2 separate regions of the Homo sapiens genome follow, and region 2 is linked to region 1. Evidence: read pairs that join two places in POLR2A ChIA-PET (ENCODE). Cell type or tissue: Caco-2. All regions are shown on one strand. Each heading gives the region's core, and the rest is flanking DNA. Links, peaks and the distances in the headings are about the cores only.

Region 1 (10,294 bases), core at 800-8,799:
GAGTTTCTGAGAACATTTATAACTTGTGATTATTATGTATGTCTTTCAGTTGTTAACAGTTACCGCTTAAGAAAAAGAGCTCACTTATTGCTAGTGGGAAGTGAAATCTCTCTCCTTTCCCCCTTATTCATATTATTATTTTAACAGTTTATGCTCCAAGACCCTCTGCTCTCTGGTTCCTGTATCATTTTGTTATGTTTCTCCTTCCACCTTGCTTGGGCTGTGCAAGTCGGGAAGAACAGGCAAAGGTACACCCAGACCTGGGTGTGTCTGGTAGAGGTCGGTTTCTTTGATTTCTAGCATGTCTTTATTTTACATCTGCATTTGTTGTTTTCATGTTTATTTGTATTTGCAGTTCCCATTGCAGCACCATTCCAATCCAAAACAACAGTGAAGGCATTGAAGCCTTCTGTGTCTTTTTAGGAAGAGATGGAAGTGACCGTCTTGTTCCTCTTCCAGGCTCTCCTTTTCTGGTTTTGTCCTTCTGTAATAACAATTTAAACCATTTTTCTTTTCTTTTGTTTTTCAAGTAATCTTAGCAGACAAAGAAATTCTCTTCAGTCTTTCGTTCAAGGTATTGCTGTGGTTATGTGTGTTTAAAATCCTTAATTTACTGATCATCCCGGAATCATAATTGTGCAGTTTCTGTCCTTTTTTTTTTTTTTTTTGAGACAGAGTCTCACTCTGTCAGCCAGGGTGGAGTGCAGTGTGCAATCTTGGCTCACCGCAACCTCCGCCTCCCAGGTTCAAGCGATACTCCTGCCTCAGCCTCCCGAGTAGCTGGGACTATGGGCATATACACCACCACGCCCAGCTAATTTTTTTATTTGTAGTACAGATGGGGTTTTGCCATGTTGGCCAGGCTGGTCTCAAACTCCTGACCTCAGGTGATCCGCCGGCTTCAGCCTCCCAAAGTGCTGCGATTACAGGCGTGAGCCACTGTGCCTCGCCAATTGTGCAATTTTAAGCATGAATTTCTGTCCTTTTTTTTTAAAAAGCGCTCTATTGCTGTTATCATTAGTTAATAATTCAACAAATATGTGTTGATTACCTGGCATTAAGGCTGAGAATAAAGCTGTGAAATAGACCTACTCTTGTTTCCTGTTTCACTTTCCACACCCTAAATATGGAAGAAAAATACTTTAAAAAGAATTATATAGGCCGGGCATGGTGGCTCATGCCTGTAATCCTAGAACTTTGGGAGGCTGAGGCGGGCAAATCACTTGAGGTCAGGAGTTCAAGACCAGCCTGGCCAACATAGTAAAACCCCATCTCTACTAAAAATACAAAAAATTAGCCAGGCATGGTGGCACGTGCCTGTAATCCCAGCTACTCAGGAGGCTGAAGCATGAGAATTGCTTGAACCTGGGAGGTGGAGGTTGCAGTGATCTGAGATCATGCTACTGCACTCTAGCCTGGACGACAGAGTGAGACTCTGTCTCAAAAAAAGAAAAAAAAAAGAATTATACAAACTGTTAGCCAGTTGATTAGATACAGTACTGCTAGAATGCTCTTTCCCCCAGAATGTAATCATTATGAGATTCAAGGACCTTGCCTGTTGTTGTTCCTCTTACGTTCTCCAGAGGTACAGGAGATTCATGCTAAATAGTCTGATAAATCAATTATGGTTATAAGGAAGTGTATAAGATTCTATGAGGCCAGGCATGGTGGCTCACACCTGTAATTCCAATCCTTTGGGAAGTTGAGGTGGGAGGATCACTTGAGCCTGGGAGATCGAGGCTGCAGTGAGCTGTGATCGCACCACTGTACTCCAGCCTGGGTGACAGAGTGAGACCCTGTCTCAAAAAAAAAAAAATGTTATGAGAGCACAGACAGGATCAGGAAAGGTTTCCCTGAGGAAATAAATGATATGTAAGGGAGGTGAGGTGGCAACAGTGCTCCAGGCTGAGAGAATAGCTGAATAGCTTGAGGGAGGGAGATTCCTAAAGCCAAAATAACCTTGGTGTTTGAAGAACTGAAAGAATAGGATAGAGTAAGGAGTAAGGCCCTGAGCACTAAGGATTTGCTTTCATTATTATTTACTAGTTACCCAGTGACAACACTTACTTTATTTTTTTTGAGATGGAGTCTCGCTCTGTCTCCCAGGCTGGACTGCAGTGGTGCAGTGTCGAGTCACTGCAACCTCCACCTCCCAGATAAGCGATTCTCCTGCCTCAGCCTCCGTGCAGCTGGGATTACAGGCACCTGTCACCATGCCTGGCTAATTTTTGTATTTTTAGTAGAGACAAGGTTTCACTGGGATTACAGGCGTGAGCCTGCCGCGCCTGGCTGACAACACTTATTAAAAGGAGGGTAGACCAGGTGCGCTGGCTCATTGCCTGTAATCCCAGCACTTTGGGAGGCCCAGGTAGGATTGCTTGAGGCTAGGAGTTCAAAGACCAGTCTGGGTAACATAGACCCTGTCTCTACAAAAAAAATAAAAATAAAAAATTAGCTGGGCAAGGTGGTGGGTATTTGCAGTTCTAGCTACTCAGGATGCTGAGGTGGGACGATCGCTCAAGGCTACAGTTTGCTATGATGGTGCCAATGCACTCCAGGCTGGGTGACAGAGACTTGTCTCAATAAATGAATCAATGAAATAGAGCATTAGTTGCAGTTGAGACAATTAAGTCAGAAAAATCTCAACTGGAGCAAAAGTAAGAAGAGAAACTGAAATACACCTTAAATATCAGTTAAAGGCTTTATCTTTAGAAGGTTGGGGGTCTGTATCACTGGTACCCTGAACTTGTAGAAACTAGAAATGCAGATGACTTATGGGATGTATAAATTAAAGTTCTGTAGTCCCAGGAATGGTTTTTCTATGTATTATACTTTTTACAAGGTGCTTAAGGTACTTTTTATTGAATCCTACAAAAATCAGACCATTTTAATTCTGATTTTTGTAGGATTATTGTGTTAAATAAGACAACAGATGCAAACATAACAACTAACTTGGCACATTTTAGGTGTTTTGTAATGTTTTTACTTTGTAATCTTCTGAGAAAGGACTTCAGGAACCCCAAGTTCTGAATAACTCCCCCAATTTTCCCCGTGTCTGCCATCTGAAATAATAGCACAGAAGATTATGTCATGTCTAAAGTTTTGATCCTTTACATTAAAGTATAACTTGGGGACTGGAGGAGAGAAGAGGCTCTAGTCCTTGTGTCTTTGATGTTACTGACATCTCTGTGTGAAAGGAGGCTCTGGAAGCTGGTTTGGAGAGAGGCAAACATTTAATCCTCATGAGCCCATGCCTTATTATAATGACGGCTATTTACTGAATGTCTAACACTGCCCTCTGCTCTTGATGTAAGATTGAAAAGTCCAGTGAAGTTATGATCCCCCTTTATACTGAGCACCACCTCTATGTCCAGCCTGTGAGGTGTAGGGAATGTATTCCTGTTACTCTGAAGCTCCTAGTGGCAGCTTACTCAAGCTCATTCATTTATTCAGTGTTAGAGCCAGGATTTAAGGTCAGGTCTGACTGATTTTAAAGCCAAAGTAAAACATACTTGGGAACAGCTTTTTTTCCCCCCACCTTTCTCTCCAACTGTTCTGTCTTCTTAAACTTTAGACCTAAAATAAAATTCTTACCTAGGAAATATGCATTTATCTGTTACCCATATCCAAAGGACTGCCTTGGAGGATAGAAAATGTCTATTAGTATTAAAAGCTTTGGAAATGTTTTCCTCCCCTGAGTTCTGGCCTGTGAAATATTCCTTGTTTATGTCCAGCCCATGCACCACTTCAGCAGGGCTCTTTATCCTAATTCAGGCCTTGGATTCTAAAGTTCTACCATATACATGTCTTCTCTATGACTTAGGTATTCTGAATTCTTTTTTCTTTTCTTTTTTTTTTTTTTTTTTTTTGAGATGGAGTCTCATTCTGTCGCCAGGCTGGAGTGCAGTGATGTGATCTCAGCTCACTGCAACCTCTGCCTCCTGGGTTCAAGCAATTATCCTGCCTTAGCCTCCTGAGTAGCTGGGACTACAGGTGCATGCCACTACGCCCAGCTAATTTTTTGTATTTTTAGCAGAGATGGGGTTTCACCATGTTGGCTGGGCTGGTCTCGAACTCCTGGGCGCTCAGGTGATCCGCCTGCCTTGGCCTCCCAAAGTGCTGGGATTACAGGTGTGAGCCACTGCGCCCGGCCACCGAATTATTTATTCTAAAATAAATATCTCAGAAATAGTATCACAGAGAACATGCTTCATTGTCCCACCCCCAGCATATGAGACCAGTTAGTAGTATGGTTTACTCAGCAGGCTGCTTACTTACAAATGCAACAGTTGTCCTATTTTATGCTCATTGTGTTGTCACCAGCATTTTAAATCTTTACAAGTCAGGGTGGGTACCTCAGGCAGGTTTGCTGGAAAATTCCAGTAAACAGTTTCAAAGGAGTTCAAGTTGCTTGCCAGACTAACTTACTTTTAAAAGTAAGCAGCCTTCCAAGTTAAGAGATGATTTTAAATTTCAGGTGAGTTCTCAGGACATTGTGATTTTTTAATTATGCTGTTGGTATAAATCAGCTGTGTCAGGGCCTGTCCCACCAAGAGCGTTGGGTGGTAAGAAACCCAAGCTTTGGGTGACCAGAGAGAGGAGAGAGACCTTGGGCTTTCCAGCCAGTAATGCCTATGAAACATGTAGGTCATTGGCATTTTATTTTATTTATTTTTTTGAGATGGAGTCTCGCTCTGTGGCCCAGGCTGGAGTGCAGTGGTGTGATCTTGGCTCACTGCAACCTCTGCCTCCCGGGTTCAAGCGATACTTCTCCCTTAGCCTCCTGAGTAGCTGGGACTACAGGCATGTGCCACCACACCACTAATTTTTGTGTTTTTAGTAGAGACGGGGTTTCACCATGTTGTCTAGGCTGGTCTTGAACTCCTGACCTCAACTGATCCGCCTGCCTTGGCCTCCCAGAGTGCTGGGATTGTAGGAGTGAGCCACCATGCCCAGCCATCATTTTAGAATTATAATTTTTAGCTGGATGCGGTAAAAAAAATCCTTTCTCAGCCTTCAGGTCTCATCTCAAGTATCACCGACATGAGGAGTCCTCCCCCATTTACACACACCAGCTCGGTGTGAAGAACCGAAAGGTCACACTACCTTTCGGTTCTTCACACACCAGCCCACTATGGCTTGAAGTTAACGAGTGAGAAAAGTAGCACGGCATGAATTGGAGAAGTGGTCAGGGTCTTTAACCATGTAAGAAGTGATTATTTTTATTCTAAAATGCAATAGGAGTCCATTAAAGAACTTTTTTTTGAAGAGTTTTTAAACATTTTTATGTACAAAGAGTTAACATGATTTCTTTCATTGGGTGGATGCCTTGGATAATCCATCCAAGGAAGATCACTTCTAGGAACAAGCAACATTAAAGAGCTTTAAGTGTGTGTGTTGAGGGGAGGAGGGCAGTGGGTGATGCCTTGTGGAGAAATAGGTGGATAGAGGCAAGAATTAAAGCTAGGAAACCCGTTAGGAGGCTGTTCTTTTACCCAAGAAGCCATTCTAGACTCTGGAAATTCGGTAGAGCACAAAGTCCCTGCCCTCATGGGGTTTCTATTCTAGTTAGGGAAAGCAGTTAATAAATAAGCAAATAATATCAGCTAATACCAAATGTTATGGTGAAATTAGAAAATGACATTAAAAGGCTGGTCGTGGTAGCTCACACCTGTAATCCCAGAGCTTTGGGAGCCTGACGCAGGAGGATCCTTAGAGCCCAGGAGTTCGAGATTACAGTGAGCTATGATCAAGCCACTGCACTCCAGCTTGGAGAGAGACCCTATCTCTCTCTCCCTCACACACACACACACACACACACACACACCAAAAAAAAAAAAAAAAAAAAAAAGACATTAAAGCTGATGTTTGGATGACAAGAAGGAGCTAAGCATAGGAAGTTCTAGGGAGACCAATCCAGGCAGAAGGAACAAACAACAAATCTAAAGGGCCTAAGGAGGGAAATGTGATTAATATATGAAAGATGATGTTTTAACCCACCAGCAGGAGCAGGGGAGATGAAGGTAGGAATTTATGCATCTTTGATTTAAGAAAAGTATTTTTTATTTTTTTTTTACTTTTTTTTTTTTTGAGAGAGAGTCTCGCTCTGTCGCCCAGGTTGGAGTGCAGTGGCATGATCTCAGCTCACTGCAACCTCTGCCTTCCAGGTTCAAGTGATTCTCCTACCTCAGCCTCCCAAGTGGCTGGGACTATAGGTGCCTGCCACCATGCCTGGCTAATTTTTTATATTTTTAGTAGAGACGGGGTTTCACCATGTTGGCCAGGCTGGTCTTGAACTCCCGACCTCAAGTGATCTGCCCGCCTTGGCCTCCCAAAGTGCTGGGATTACAGGTGTGAGCCACCACACCCGGCCAAGAAAGGTATTTAAAGCAACCTGAGGTGTGGTTGGAGAGGGAGGCCTAAGACAGCCTGGACACTCACAACATTTAAGAACAGAGGGAGGGGTAAGAAGCAGCAAAAAGGCTTTGAGGTAGGAGGAAAGCCACGGGGGCAGAGTGCTAGAAGCTAAGAGATGTTTAGAGGGGGAGAGTCGCTTGTGTCCAGCATTGCTGAGAGATTAAGATGAGGATAGAGAAGTGTCAATTAGATCTGGCCACTTGGAATTCCTTGGTGACCTTGAAGAGATTAGGAATGGTGGTTGGCTCAAGCTAGATTGGAGAAGGTTTAAGAGTGAATTAGAGGTTAAGAAAGTGGAGTCGGCCAGATGCGGTGGCTCATGCCTGTAATCCCAGCACTTTGGGAGGCCGAGGTGGGCAGATCACCTGTGGTTGGGTGTTTGAGACCAGTCTGACCGACATGGAGAAGCCGTCTCTACTAAAAATACAAAATTAGCTGGGCATGGAGTTGTATGCCTGTAATCCCAGATACTCGGGAGGCTGAGGCAGGAGAATTGCTTGAACCCGGGAGGCAGAGGTTGCAGTGAACTGAGATCGTGCCATTGCACTCCAGCCTGGGCAACAAGAGTGAAATTCCGTTTCAAAAAAAAAAAGTGGAGTCAAATATTTGGAGAAATTTGATTTAGAGGAGATCACAGAAAAAGAGCTTTACTGGGGAGGGGGAGAATGTGGGGTCAAAATGGGGTTTTATTTTTTATTTTTTTGTTATTTTTTACAAATTACAAATATTTGACTAGGTGCTTTAAAAAATCTGTCATTGGCTGGGCGTTGTGGCTCATGCCTATAAGCCCAGCACTTTGGGAGGCCGAGGTGGGCGGATCATGACGTTAGGAGATCAAGACCATCCTGCCCAACATGGTGAAACGCCGTCTCTACTAAAAATACAAAAATTAGCTGGGTGTGATGGCACGTGCCTGTAATCCCAGCTACTCGGGAGGCTGAGGCGTGAGAATCGCTTGAACCCAGCAGGCGGAGGTTGCAGTGAGCCGAGGTTGCGCCACTGCACTCCAGCCTGGCGACAGAGCGAGACTGCGTCTCAAAAAAAAGAAAAGAAAAAAATCTGTCATATGGGCTGGGTGCAGGGGCCCATGTCTGTAATCCCAGCACTTTGGGAGGCTGAGGCGGGTGGATTGCTTGAGCCCAGGAGTTCGAGATCAGCCTGGGCAACTTGATGAAACCCCATCTAGACAAAAAAATACAAAAAATTAGGTGTGGTGGTGCGCGCCTGTAGTCCCAGCTACTCGGCATGCTGTGGCAGGAGGATCACGTAAGCCTGGGAGGTCCAGGTTACAGTGAGCCATGGTCGCAACACTGCACTCCAGCCTGAGCAACAGAGTGAGACACCCTATCTCAAAACAAAACACAACACTCATATAAACTTTTAATTCAAATGTAACTAGAGAAGTATATAAATTATAAGTGTACAGTTCGATGAATTTTTACAAAGTCAACATATCTACATAATCAGCATTCAGAGTAAGAAACAATGTTACCAGAAGCCCCTTGGGCTGCCTTCCATCTGTAATCCTACCTCACAGGATGACCACTATCCTGATTTTGAACACCATAGTTTGCCTGTTTTTGAATTTTATGTAAAACGAATCATTTCCCATGTATTCATTTATGCCTCCTGCTTTTGCTCAACATAAGATTCATCTGTACTATTGCATGTATCAGTTGTTTGTTTTTTCTCATTGTTCTGTGAACATATCATAATTCTACCGTTGATGGACACTTCAGTTGTTTCCAGCTTGAGGCTATTACAGTAGGGCTTCCATGGATATTCCTGTATACTGTTTGGGTGAATGTATTTCTGTTGGGTATATGCCTGGAAGCAGAATTGCAAAGCCATGGAAAGAGATGTGGGTGCGCGTGTATATGCACGCGCGCGCACACACACACAAAATTTCCAAATTGGAGTAATTTACACTTCCACCAGCAATATTAGAGTTCCAGTTGCTCTTTTTTCCTTTTTTTTTTTTTTTTTTTTGAGACAGTTTTGCTCTGTCATCCAGGCAGGAATGCAATGGTGCGATCTGGGTTCACTGCAACCTCTGCCTCCCAGGTTCAAGCGATTCTTCTGCCTCAGCCTCCTGAGTAGCTGGGATTATAGGCATGTGCCACCACGCCTGGCTAATTTTTTGTATTTTTAGTAGAGACGGGGTTTCACCATGTTGTCCAGGCTGGTCTCGAACTTCTGACCTCAGGTGATCCGTCCGACTTAGCCTCCCAAAGTGCTGGGATTACAGGTGTGAGCCACCATGCCCGTCTGCTCCAGTTGCTCTTTATCCTTATCAACATTTGCTAGTATCTCTTTTTCATTTTAGCTATTCCAGTGGTGGTAACACTTTGTGGTCATAATTTGTACTTCCATTATGACAAAGAAGAGTTTTTAACACCTGGGAGATTCTGGAGCATACCTGTATGATGATAGGAAAGTTCCTGTAGAGATGGAAAGCAAAAGCTCAGAGGGGATGGGCCACAGGGTAGACAGATTGATTTTTTAAATTAAATCAGGACTACATCTCAAGAGGGTACGCTTCAGGGTCTAAGTGACCAAGGTTCAAAGCTTGGCTTTGCTATCCTCTAGCTGTGACCTTTAACAAGTTACTTAACTTCTCTGAACCTTTTTTTCTCACCTGAAAATGGGAAGAACTAATCTACCTTGCCAGAATTGTGAGGATCACATGAGATAACACTAGGTAAAAGTACCTATCTCAGTGCCTGGCAAATAAGCATTCTTCCAGCAGAGAGTGGCTACTTTCTTCTTTACTTCTCAAAATATGTAATTACTTATGAATTATTTTAGAGAGGCTTAGCCTAAGCCCTGTTGATAGACTTTTCACAGAATTTCCTTTCAAAACCATTGCAATTGTCTTTAATTGCTTTTTAATGATAATACACAAGATGAAGCTAAGCCCATTCTGTACTAATGATTCATAATGTGGGATACTTTTCTTTATGCACTAACAACATAGATGCTTTTAACCATTCCAGAAATACGTTAGTGACAGTAGGCGTACCACCCTCAATAAACTGGACATGATTCTGTAAGGCTTGCTTTCCAGCCCTTTTCTGATTTGTCATGTCAGAAAGGCATTTCTTTAAGGTTTGGGGGCATTTTATTTAGGTATTTTAAAAGGATTTTTGTAAACTTTTATACAATGGTGCACCATAAGTGTGTTAATTCCAAGATGTAGCTGTCTATGCTTTTGTGTAAAGCCTGTTGTTGCAGAACTACCTTGGTGCACAGAGCAGTTAATTAAAATCAGAATAGATTGGATGAGAACCTTGGGAATTTTTTTACTGCCTTAGTTTTTTGGTGTCTTTGGAGTTACATTGCAAACCAGCATGGCCCTTCTACTCCTCTCTCCCCTTCATGGGAAGACCCATGACAACCACTGATCTGCTTTAAATCATTTGCCTTGGGCAGGTGAACAAGCGGAGAAGTGTTTTGAAACTACTTAGGAATCTAGGACTTAATAGGTAGAAATCACATTATCTACCCTCTTGCCTCTAACTATGACTGTACCAAGCCCACCTGGAATAGGTAATTTATCTTATTCTGTTATTAACACTGTTATTTTCCTGTTCAGCAGGGCTAACTCTCCCAAGAAATACTAGCATACTTATCAAGCTGACAAAATCCTACATGCTAGCTAGCCATTCTTGCCTCATATCACAAGGTTCTTCCACAGGGAATAGTAAATGTTTTTATTCACTACTGGCCCTACATCTCCCATTTTTCTCCCTTTTAGGGAAAGTGGAAGAGGAGACCCTAGCAGGCTTCAAGCAAGCTCTGTAGGACAGCAGTTAGACACTGTTTTTGAGGACTAAATTGCCAAGTCTGTCTTTTAAGAAGAGGGTGAGGGGAGTTT
Region 2 (10,294 bases), core at 796-8,795, 88 kb before region 1:
ATAATCCCAGGAGTTTGGGAGGCCAAGGCAGGCAGATCACCTGAGTTCAGGAGTTCGAGACTAGCCTGGCCAACATGGCAAAACCCTGTCTCTACTAAAAATACAAAAATTAGCCAGGCATAGTGGCACGTGCCTATAATCCCAGTTACCCCGGAGGCTGAGGCAGGAGAATCATTTGAACTTGGGAGGCAAAGGTTGCAGTGAGTCGAGTTCACACCACTGTACTCCAGCCTGGGCAACAGAGTGATACTGTGTCTCAAAAAAAAAAAAATGCTAGTTTATGTCTTAGGAGAGAAGTGATCTTAGAGCTAGCTGCTGAAGAGGTAGGGCTGTAGCCCTGGAGAAGGTGAAGTGGTGGTAGGTAGGCTTGTGGTACAATTGTTACTTGGCCCTCCTCAAAGTGTGGGCCACAGACCAGCGGCATCAGCATCACCTGGGAGCTTGATAGAAATGCAGAGTCCTGGCCCCAACTCAGACCTTGTGGATCTGATTCTTCATTTTAACAAAGTTACCAGGTGACTCTGCTACCCACTCAAGTATGGGAACCCTTGGTGTGATGAGGCACAGTGCTCTTGGGGTTAATCGGATTAGAGGAGAGGCAAAGGCACAGGCAAGGGGGAGAAAAAGAGCCAGGGAAACCTTGTTAGGGCTGAAGGGGGGACCTCTGCGTTAGTGACGTCACTGTGTTTTCACACAGCAACCCTTTAAGATAGGTAATTGGGTTCCTTTTTAAAATAAGGAAAATGAGTCTCAGAGAGGCCTGATGGTTTGTCCAAAGAGAAACAGCTAGACTGTGTTGACGTGAAAGTTCAGTGGGCCCACTGTTACTCCATGCCACCTGTCAGCAGGCACTTGCTGTTTGGGGGGATGACAGGCAGATGGGCTAAGCAGATGGCCACGTTGGAGTCTAAGGCATGCAAAGTTGTGCAGGTATGGAGGGCAAGCAAGAGGCATGCTAGAAGCTACTCATTTGGAGAAGTTTTACAAATTGTAATGACTGGTAATGATTAAAAATGGTCTGGGATGGGGACCAGGCAGTGTGATTTTGTAAAGGTTCCCAGGTATTTCTAACAGACAGCCGAGGTTGAGAACCACTGCCATGAGCGTAGGGGACCCTTCAGACGTGTTGAAAGATGTAACTCAGACTAAAATCCATCATCGTCTTCTCCTGGACCAGGTACCTGGCTTCCCTACGCGGCCACGTGGCTGCCGTGTACCAGATTGCGTGGTCAGCTGACAGTCGGCTCCTGGTCAGCGGCAGCAGTGACAGCACACTGAAGGTGTGGGATGTGAAGGCCCAGAAGCTGGCCATGGACCTGCCCGGCCACGCGGATGAGGTAGGGCCAACCCTCAGGCAAAGGAGGGACTGGGATTGGAGCCTGGCTGGCTGTCTCCCTCTCACCACCCCACCTGCCTTCCTCTGCCTCCCTTTAGGTATATGCTGTTGACTGGAGTCCAGATGGCCAGAGAGTGGCAAGTGGTGGGAAGGACAAATGCCTCCGGATGTGAGTGTGGGGGAAGTGGTGGTTGGCATACACAGCCCTCCTACCCCTAAGGTCCTTCTGTGCACACTTTCCCTTACAGCATAGAATTCCGCAGGGCCGTCCAGGTGCTCAGACTGTCTTGAGGAGGCGTGTGGAGCCAGATTCTCAGTGGGCAAGTGGGAGGGCCACAAGTGGGAGGGCCACCGGAACAACAGAGGCCACAGGACACCTCGTAGAGGGCGCGTCCAGGTCTTTCTGTCAGTGGGCAAGTGGGAGGGCCACCGGAACAACAGGGGCCACAGGACACCTTGTAGAGGGCGCATCCAGGTCTTTCTGTCACTAGACTTCAGAGTCGCAAGACCTGAGTTCAAATCCTGGTTCTGCCATGGAGTAATCACAGAGAACTTGGTTAATCAGTCTCTTGGGAATTATCAAACCTTCACAGACAGGATCAAAAATAGGAGGGTCAACACTCTGGAAGACAAAGTGTTGTGTGCTTATAAGGGATTGTGACTGTTTGCTGGTGGGCATCCCGAGGGCCAGGCCCTGGGTGGAGGTCCTGGTGGCAGCAGGCAGTGAGTGGGCAGCCTGAGTTTGGGTGGGCAGAGCAGGGACGGTCACCTGGCTCTTGGTGACTCTGAGGGTGGACCACAGGCCGTCCGTCTGTTGACACTGGGATTATATGACGGCCTCCCTTTCCTAAGGTGGAATCCCCATCCTGACACCCTTCCCTTCTCCACAGATGGAGGAGATGAGACGGCCCGAAGTTCTCTCTGACCCCCACCTCGACTCGGCCTCTGCCAGCTGCCTTCCCTGCCAGAGAACAAAGGCTGAGATGGCAGTGCACACACCCTCCCCACCAGTGGGGACCTGAGAATGCGTGTGGCCTGCTGTCCTCGATAGACCGGAATGGGGTTTTCCCACAGATCCCCGCCTGTGGCACACCCCAGAGCCAGAAATCGAAGGTCACAGGAAGTTGTCACTGAACTTGGCCCGTGTCTGCTACTCTGTACCTTGCTGGTACAGACAGGGGTGGTGGGCAGCCAGGCTCTATGAGTGGGCCCCTAGTGTCAGCTCTGTACAGGGTCAGATCCCAGGTTCTATGACCAAATAAGTAACTTAAGTTTTGTGTGTTGGGTTCTAATTCCTTGTCCTAGAATCCCCATGACTCAATCAAGGACTGTGCTAAATGAGATTGTCCAGCCCCCGCCCTTGCACTGGACTACGCCAAAACCACACTGACCAGGCACTTGCCTTCCCTCTCTTCCCCCGTGTTGGTAAGAGAGAGGCCAGTTGTGATAGTGGCCAAGGAGAATCTAGGGCTGTATTGTTGTCCACTGCAGTAGGCACCGGCCACATGTGACTGCTGGCATGAAATAGAAGTGCAGTTCCTCCATCGCACTGGGTAAGGCCTCCAGTATTGGACAGCACACAGAAAGGTTTTCATCATCAAGAGAGTTCTGCTGGTCAGCCCTGCTCCAGGGGATGCCTCTGCCTTCGCATAGCACACTGCTTGAGGCCCTGCCAGGCACCAAGCACTGCCCTGGGCCCATGGGATAGAGCGGGGAAGGTGATGGCTCTTCCAGAGGATTCCCTCAGATGGGGAGGCAGCAGTATGAGCTCTGAGCAGAAGTGGGTATTGTTGATACAGAGGAAGTTCTTTGCCACGAGAACTTTCAAGCAGTGAAAGGAATTCCCATCAGGACTCAGACCCCAGGCCGAGATCTTGCCCTGAATGTACCCTGCCTCTGCTTTCTCCTGCATCCCATGCTAAGCAGGGTCATGGTCTGAACTACTCAGATTGGATTTCCAAACCATCCTTGTATAAACTGCTCAGAACTAGCATCTTGCTCCTTCTTACCCTCCTCCACCCTTGTCTGTGCTTTTGGGTTTTGCGCGTCACCTAGCTGTGGTGCTTGGCCTCCACCTTGCACATATCTGCAGTGAGGCTACATAAGAAGCGAACAAAACTATCAGCCACTGAGCTCCTTGGTGCCAGCTGTTTGTCTGCTGTGCTCTCAGACTGCACCAGGCCTGGAAGGTTCTCAAGCTCCAAAACTTTTGATGAGGAAACAACATAAGAAATGATTAGCCCATGCCCTCACATCTAGTAAGAGAAAGCTGGGATTAAACCAGGCCCTGCCCCAAAGCTTATTGTGCACTTTGTACCACATCCCTCCGTCCAGAGCTCAAGCTAGTTTGACAGTTCATGGGCCACCACGTCTGTCCATGACAGCTATTTCTGTATTTTTCTGGTGTAAGAGCCTTTTAGTCTTAGAGCACCAGTCTCCCTGTTCCCCTACCCCGCCCCACTGGGGAAGGGGTGATGGCAGCATCCTATTGCCTAGCTGCCTGTTTTCTATCTCCCCACCCATGTAGACTCTGTCCTGGTGGAAGCTAGGAGGTGGGTGCCAGCCAGCCCATCTGAGGCTGTCTGCAGCATAAAGCAGACTTTAGGGTGCTGGATGACCTGCAGTTCTTTAATGAGGGACCTAGACCCAGCCCAGATTTGGAGGAGGAGGGAGTCTAGCAGCTGTGGGCAGTGGCTGAGCCTGGCATGGCCTGGCCTGAGATGCCTCCAGGTGAATGGGGCCCCTATGTAGCCTTGGCCCCAGCCCAGGGGTGGGGTGCCCATACCACTCTGCCAGACCCCGGGCCCGCAGGGTGCTGGTGGTATGGTAGGTCTCATGGCTCTGGTTTCTGAGGGCCTGGGGTTGAAGCTGAAAGTAGGTGAGGGGTGTCCTGGGGCCCTCCCCCTTAACAGGGAAATAGGTATTCCAGATCCTCCAGCCTCCGCATCTCCTCCGGCCCGATGGACACGATCTTTTGCCGGGGTTCCTTGCGCCGCACGGTGATCTGGATGGGGTAGTTCTCAGGAAAGCTGCTGAAGTCAGTGGCCAGGGTTGCAAACTGAAGTGAAACAAGAAAACCCTTCAGAGTTCCTTCCCAGATCTGAACCTGGCTCTCTCTCTGTCTCTATCACCCCTTTTTTTTCTGTCTGCTGACTCAGACCTTAAACAGCCTTATCCAACCTAGCCATTGACGCAGGAAACAGGTGCAAAGATGCATGACTCAAGCCTGTACCTCCTCATTATGGGATATTTCCAACCAAAGGGCTGTCTGTACTCAGGCCTCTATACCCCCATACCCCTACCCCATACCCAGGCTGTTCCCTTCTTCGTCCCCCTTTAGCCTCTTGTCTTCCCTATTTCTTTCAATGCCCTTGACTTCCCAGCCTACTCACAATCATGGGCACTGAATTGCAGAGTCTAAAAACCAATGGCTTTGGAAGGGGAACATTATAGTGATGTTGAAAAATACATTCGTTTGCATTCCTAGTGGGCCCCAGAGTGGCTTAATCCTTAAACCTCCCAGAAGCATGCATTCTGGAATTGATGCTTCTTGACCCAGGCAGAAGGAAAGCTAGCCAGATGAGTCATGTGGGCATAGGGGTGTTCCCAACCTCCAAAGCCCTGGTTCCCTGGCTTTGGACTTCTCTCCACCCCCAAGGCCCCTCTTTTCCCAGGGCTCACTTTGTAGGGCTTGCACCACTTCCCCACCCCAGCTGTGTTGGCTGCACGGACACTGAGGCAGTAACACGTGTTAGGCTTTAGCTCCATCAGCTTGACAGTAGTGCCCAAAATCTTGTTGAAGATCCATGGACGATTCTTTGCCTCGGGCAACTCATTCTCCTGTGTCTTGGCCACCTCCTGTAACAGGAGCTGGTAGAAACTGACCGGCTGCTTGCCCAAGGCGTAGGTCCAGGAAATCTAGGGGAAGAGAGAGCCCCGAGGCTTCCTCAGATATGTCCTGTCCTTCCTGTCCCTTCACCCTCCCAACTGGGGTCAGGACGTCCCATGCCCATCCCCTGCTCCTGCTGGGGCCCAGGCAGGTCAGATGGAAGGTGCAAGGTACTGCAGCACTGAGTGTGGAACCCCTGCCCCGAAGCATGTACTACTCTCCTGGGCAGCCCCACCCACTTTAGGGTACACCCTCATTCCATATTTCTTATACGCCAGGGGTCCTCAACCCTTGGGCCACCAACTGATAGCAGTCCATGGCCTGTTAGGAACTGGATAGCACAGCAGGAGGAGATTGGTGGGCGAGCAAGCGAAGCTTCATCTGTATTTACAGCTGCTCCCCACGGCTCAGGGTACCACCTGAGCTCTGCCTCCTGTCAGATCAGCAGAGGCATTAGATTCCCATAGGCACGTGAACCCTATTGTGAATTGTATGGGAGGGATCTAAGTTGAATGCTCCTTATGAGAATCTAATGCCTGATGATCTGTCATTGTCTCCCATCACCCCCAAATGGGACCCTCTCGTTGCAGGAAAACAAGCTCAGGGCTCCCACAGTTTCTACATTATGGTGAGTTGTATAATTATTTCATTATATATTACAATGTAATAATAATAGAAATAAAGTACACAATAAATGTAATATGCTTGACTCATCCTGAAACCATCCCCCCAACCGGATCCATGGAAAAATTATCTTCCATGAAACCAGTCCCTGGTGCCAAAAAGGTTGGTTCTAGACTCTGTCTAGACTCTGTTAGCTGAGAGGGACCTTAGAGATCATCTTATCGACTAGGTCCAGAGAGGGCAAGTGACTGGTCCATCATCATACGGCAATTAAGTGACAGCCAGTGTTCAAACCCATAGCTCCAGAGCCCATACACTTTGTACTACAATGGTTGCCAAGCCTGGCTAAGCATCTCAGGGAGATTTTGTAACTGCAGATTTCTGGGCCTGCTGCCTCCTGTCTGGTTTCTCCTCCATCTAGGCCAGTGTTTGTCAAACTTGGTGTGCATTAGAATACCCTGGAGGACTTATTAAAAGATAGATTACTGGGCTCCGCCCCAACAGTTTCTGACTCAGGAGGCCCAAATGTGGTGGAGGGAGATGAGAATTTAAATTTGTAACAATTTGCTGAGTGATGCTGACATTGTCCATCTGGAGAGCACTTTGAGAAACACTGCTCTGGGCCATCCAACAGTGGAATTCCAGGCATCCTCCCAAGATACAGCTCGAATTGCTTTCATCATCTGATGTGAAGCTTTTTACAAAGCTGTTCCCTATTACTTACAGAAAAGTCTATAAAGTAGTCTAACACTGGAGGACTCTGGAAGATGATCCCAGACTAACATTCCCCATCCTGTCCCCTGTCTTCACTTCCCATAGTGTAGGACGGTGTTGTTCGACGTGTAGCCCGCGGACGGGGAGCCACAGCATCCTCTGGGAATCTGTTACTAATGCAAATTATCAGGCTTCACCCTAGACCCTCTAGGGAGGAGGCCCAGCAATTCTGAGTAGCCTCACTCGATCCCAGGTCCTCATCCAGGGCTTCTCACGCTTTCATGTTCCTACAGATCACCTACCATCTTGTTCAAATTGAGATTTCCTCCCTCACTTTCCTGTGAGCTTTTGCTAGGGTCCGCCCCTCCAGGGAATGCCTCCCTCCTCCACCTCTAGATGTTTACATGCTACCTCTACATCCCAGCTCAGATGTTACCAAAAGCCACCAAGCTTATTCCCGCATCTGGAAATATCTTTCCCTCTGAATTCCTGGTGGCACTTGCTCTGAACTTTTCCTACAGCACTGAACCCTTTCTGTCTTGCACTGGAGTTTTTACAGACACATCCTCTCCCTTCCTAAACCGTGAACTTGAGGTCGACATGCAGGTGGCAGGCACCTTCTCACTACCCATGGAGCTCAGCTCAGTGCCTGGCACAATAAGCCTCTGCTGAACGCATGAGCAAGGGAAACGCACCACAGCTGTGGAATTGTTGACGGTGTGCTCAAAGATGAAGGGGGTGTCCGGCAGGTCCACAACCACAGAAGATTCTGAGTGCGTTGAGGAGGTTTCTGTCTCCAGCTCAGGGTTGTCAAGGTCCAGCAGGCCCCTTGTGGCCATCTGGGACTTCGATGGGCATGGGCAGGGGCCGAGCGCCAGGTCCTCATTTTCTGCATTCTTGGCCATTGGGGAGAAGCTGAGTTTGTTCAGCTCCCCCTCCAGCATCCCTGCAAAGAAGCTGCTGTTGGGCTGGGTCACAGCTAATTTGATGGGGTTCAGCAAGGTGGATGAGAAGGCAGAGATGCTGGTCTCATCAGAGCTGCAGTCTGAATCCTCTACTGGCAGCGGCTTCCTGGAGCAAAAGGGGAGACAGGTGAATCAGATGAAGGAGGCCACCCCAGCCCGTTCCACCTGAGGGCAGGCCTTGGGCCTGACTTACCAGCATCCCCAGCCATTTGCAAACAGCTTGGAACAGCCTCATTGCTCTATAGCATTGCATTAGACTCACCAGGGCACTTACTAAAAATGCAGACTTTTAGTCCCTGGTCCCCAGTTAGCATGGGACTAGAGAATCCGCATCTTTAATAAGATCCTGGCTGGGCGCAGTGGCTCACGCCTATAATCCCAGCACTTTGGGAGGCCGAGGCAGGCAGATTCAAGGTCAGGAGTTACAGACCAGCCTGGCCAACATGGTGAAACCCTGTCTCCACTAAAAACACAAAAATTGGCTGAGTGCGGTGGTTGGCACCTGTAATCCTAGCTACTTGGTAGGCTGAGGCAGGAGAATTGCTTGAACCCAGGGGGCAGAAGTTGCAGTGAGCCGAGATCACACCACTGCACTCCAGCCTGGGTGACAGAGTGAAACTCTATCTCAAAAAAAAAAAAAAAAAAAAAAAGCTTAGAAAATCCTGATGCAAGTGTTCTGCAAACCACAATTTAAAAAACATGCTAAAATGGCAAGTCCTCCCTCCAAAGTGGGGTGCAAATGCCCCAGGGAATAACCACAAAGATCTACTGGGGTATGGAAGTAATACATTCAATTTCACTAATGTTTATTTACTATTGTTTAAATTTTAATGGAATTACTAATATTTACTTACATTTTAGTGGCATTTAATAATACCTATTAATATCTAGCACGTAAAATTAACAGAAATACAAATACATATATGGGCCAGGCGCGGTGGCTCACACCTGTAATCTCAGCACTTTGGGAGGCCAAGGTGGGTGTATTACCTGACGTCAGGAGTTCAAGACCAGCCTGGCCAACATAGCGAAACCTTGACTCTACTAAAAATACAAAAAATTAGCTGGGCATGGTGGCGGTTGCCTGTAATTCCAGCTACTTGGAAGGCTGAGGTGGGAGGATCGCTTGAGCCTGGTAGGTGGAGGTTGCAGTGAGCCGAGATCCTGCCACTGCACTCCAGCCTGGGCAACAGAGTGAGACCCTGTCTCAAAAATAAAATAAAACAAATATACATATGTTGGTGTGGATGCTCAAAAACTTATTTCTTCCACTCTGAATTTTTTAAAATTATGAAGTATTTTAGACTTATACAAAAATATCAAGAATATTATATTAAACCTCCATTTACTCCTCATCTACCTTTAGAAATAAAATCTTATCACTATGGGTAAAGCCCCCCAGACACTTCTGTCTCCCACCAAAGTCCCCATCCTTCGACCGACAAGTAATGAGTACAGTAAAGTTTAAATTGTGTATTTATTACTCAATGTGTGTCTTTATAGGTTTCTTACATATTTATGTTATCCCTAGGCAAGATCTATTATTTTTCACGTTTGTAGATGTTGTACAAATAAAAGATATTATTCAGCACATACCCATCTGCAACATGCTTTTTTCACTCAACTTTGTGTTGACATTCATCTATCTTGATACATGTAGCTCTGGTTCAGTCGTTTTTACTGTTTTATGATTTTCCATTACATGGATATTTGTTTTTGTTTTTGTTTTTTGAGACAGGGTCTCCCTCTGCTGCCCAGGCTGGAGTGCAGTGGCACAAACTCCCAGGCTCAAGCCATCCGTCCACCTCCACCTCCTGAGTAGCTGGGACTACAGGTGCACATCACCATGTCTAGCTAATTTTTGTGTTTTTCTGTAGATGCAGGGTTTTGCCATGTTGCCCAGGCTGACTTCGAACTCCTGGGCTCAAGTGATCCTCCCAAAGTGCTTGGATTATAGGTATGAGCCACTGTGCCCGGCCTATATGGATATTTGTATTGTTATGAGATGTTTGCTATTACAAAGAAAAACCTTGTACATGATCCCCACCACTTAACATTTCTTTTTTCTGTTTTTACTCTTTTTTCTTTTTTTTTTTTTTTGAGCTGGAGTCTCGCTCTGTCGCCCAGGCTGGAGTGCACTGGTGTGACTTCGACTCACTGCAACCTCCGCCTCCCTGGCTTAAGCGATTCTCGTGCCTCAGCCTCCCGAGTAGCTGGGATTACAGGCCCACACTGCCACATCTGCCCAATTTTTGTATTTTTAGTAGAGATGGGGTTTTACCATGTTGGTTAGGCTGGTCTCGAACTCCTGACCTCAGATGATTTGCCGGCCTCAGCCTCCCAAAGTGCTGGGATTACAGGCGTGAGCCACTGCCCCCAGCCAAACAAAAAACAATATTTTTTTAACTGATGAAGAACACCAAGCCAAAAAGTTTGGCTTTCAAATCTTTTTTTACCTTTACCCAAAGTAAAATACACTTTCCATGGCAACTTAGTACATGCATATATACGCCTATAACTAAGACAAACATTTCACAGACCAACACTTACTCTGTGTGCAATGGGCTCTGGAATTTCCAATTCTATTATAGTTTATTTTATTTATTTATTTATTTATTTTTGAGATGGAGTCTCACTCTCTCAGCCAGGCTGGAGTGCAGTGGCGTGATCTCAGCTCACTGCAACCTCCGCCTCCTGGGTGAGAGTGATTCTCCTGCCTCAGCCTCCCGAGTAGCTGGGACTACAGGTGCGGCCACCATGTTCAGC

What was found. Peaks named below come from ENCODE experiments on the same cell type or tissue, not always from the same donor. Only the 100,000 strongest peaks of a DNase experiment are listed, where the experiment ranks them.
Region 2: POLR2A ChIA-PET joins it to region 1 with 10 read pairs; 2 of 35 experiments call an interaction of 5 or more read pairs at or near these places.

The regions. Positions count from the first base shown.
Region 1 is chr17:35,036,399-35,046,692 of GRCh38, reverse strand. The region is part of intron 1 of RFFL (ring finger and FYVE like domain containing E3 ubiquitin protein ligase); the gene reads left to right. All of the region lies in intron 5 of RAD51L3-RFFL (RAD51L3-RFFL readthrough), which reads left to right. Among named protein-coding and RNA genes, the nearest start is that of RFFL, 22 kb to the left of the region's middle. RefSeq lists enhancers at 1-9, 70-119. In Caco-2, for the core only: no CTCF peak of the experiment used is centred there; no DNase peak of the experiment used is centred there.
Region 2 is chr17:35,124,382-35,134,675 of GRCh38, reverse strand. It overlaps FNDC8 (fibronectin type III domain containing 8), which reads right to left. Exons shown (of 4, transcript NM_017559.4): 2 at 7,259-7,634; 3 at 5,018-5,254; 4 at 3,944-4,394. The coding sequence ends at 4,242. It overlaps NLE1 (notchless homolog 1), which reads left to right. Exons shown (of 13, transcript NM_018096.5): 11 at 1,178-1,337; 12 at 1,435-1,505; 13 at 2,227-5,946. The coding sequence ends at 2,239. Among named protein-coding and RNA genes, the nearest start is that of FNDC8, 7.9 kb to the right of the region's middle. In Caco-2, for the core only: no CTCF peak of the experiment used is centred there; a DNase peak (open chromatin) is centred at 5,331.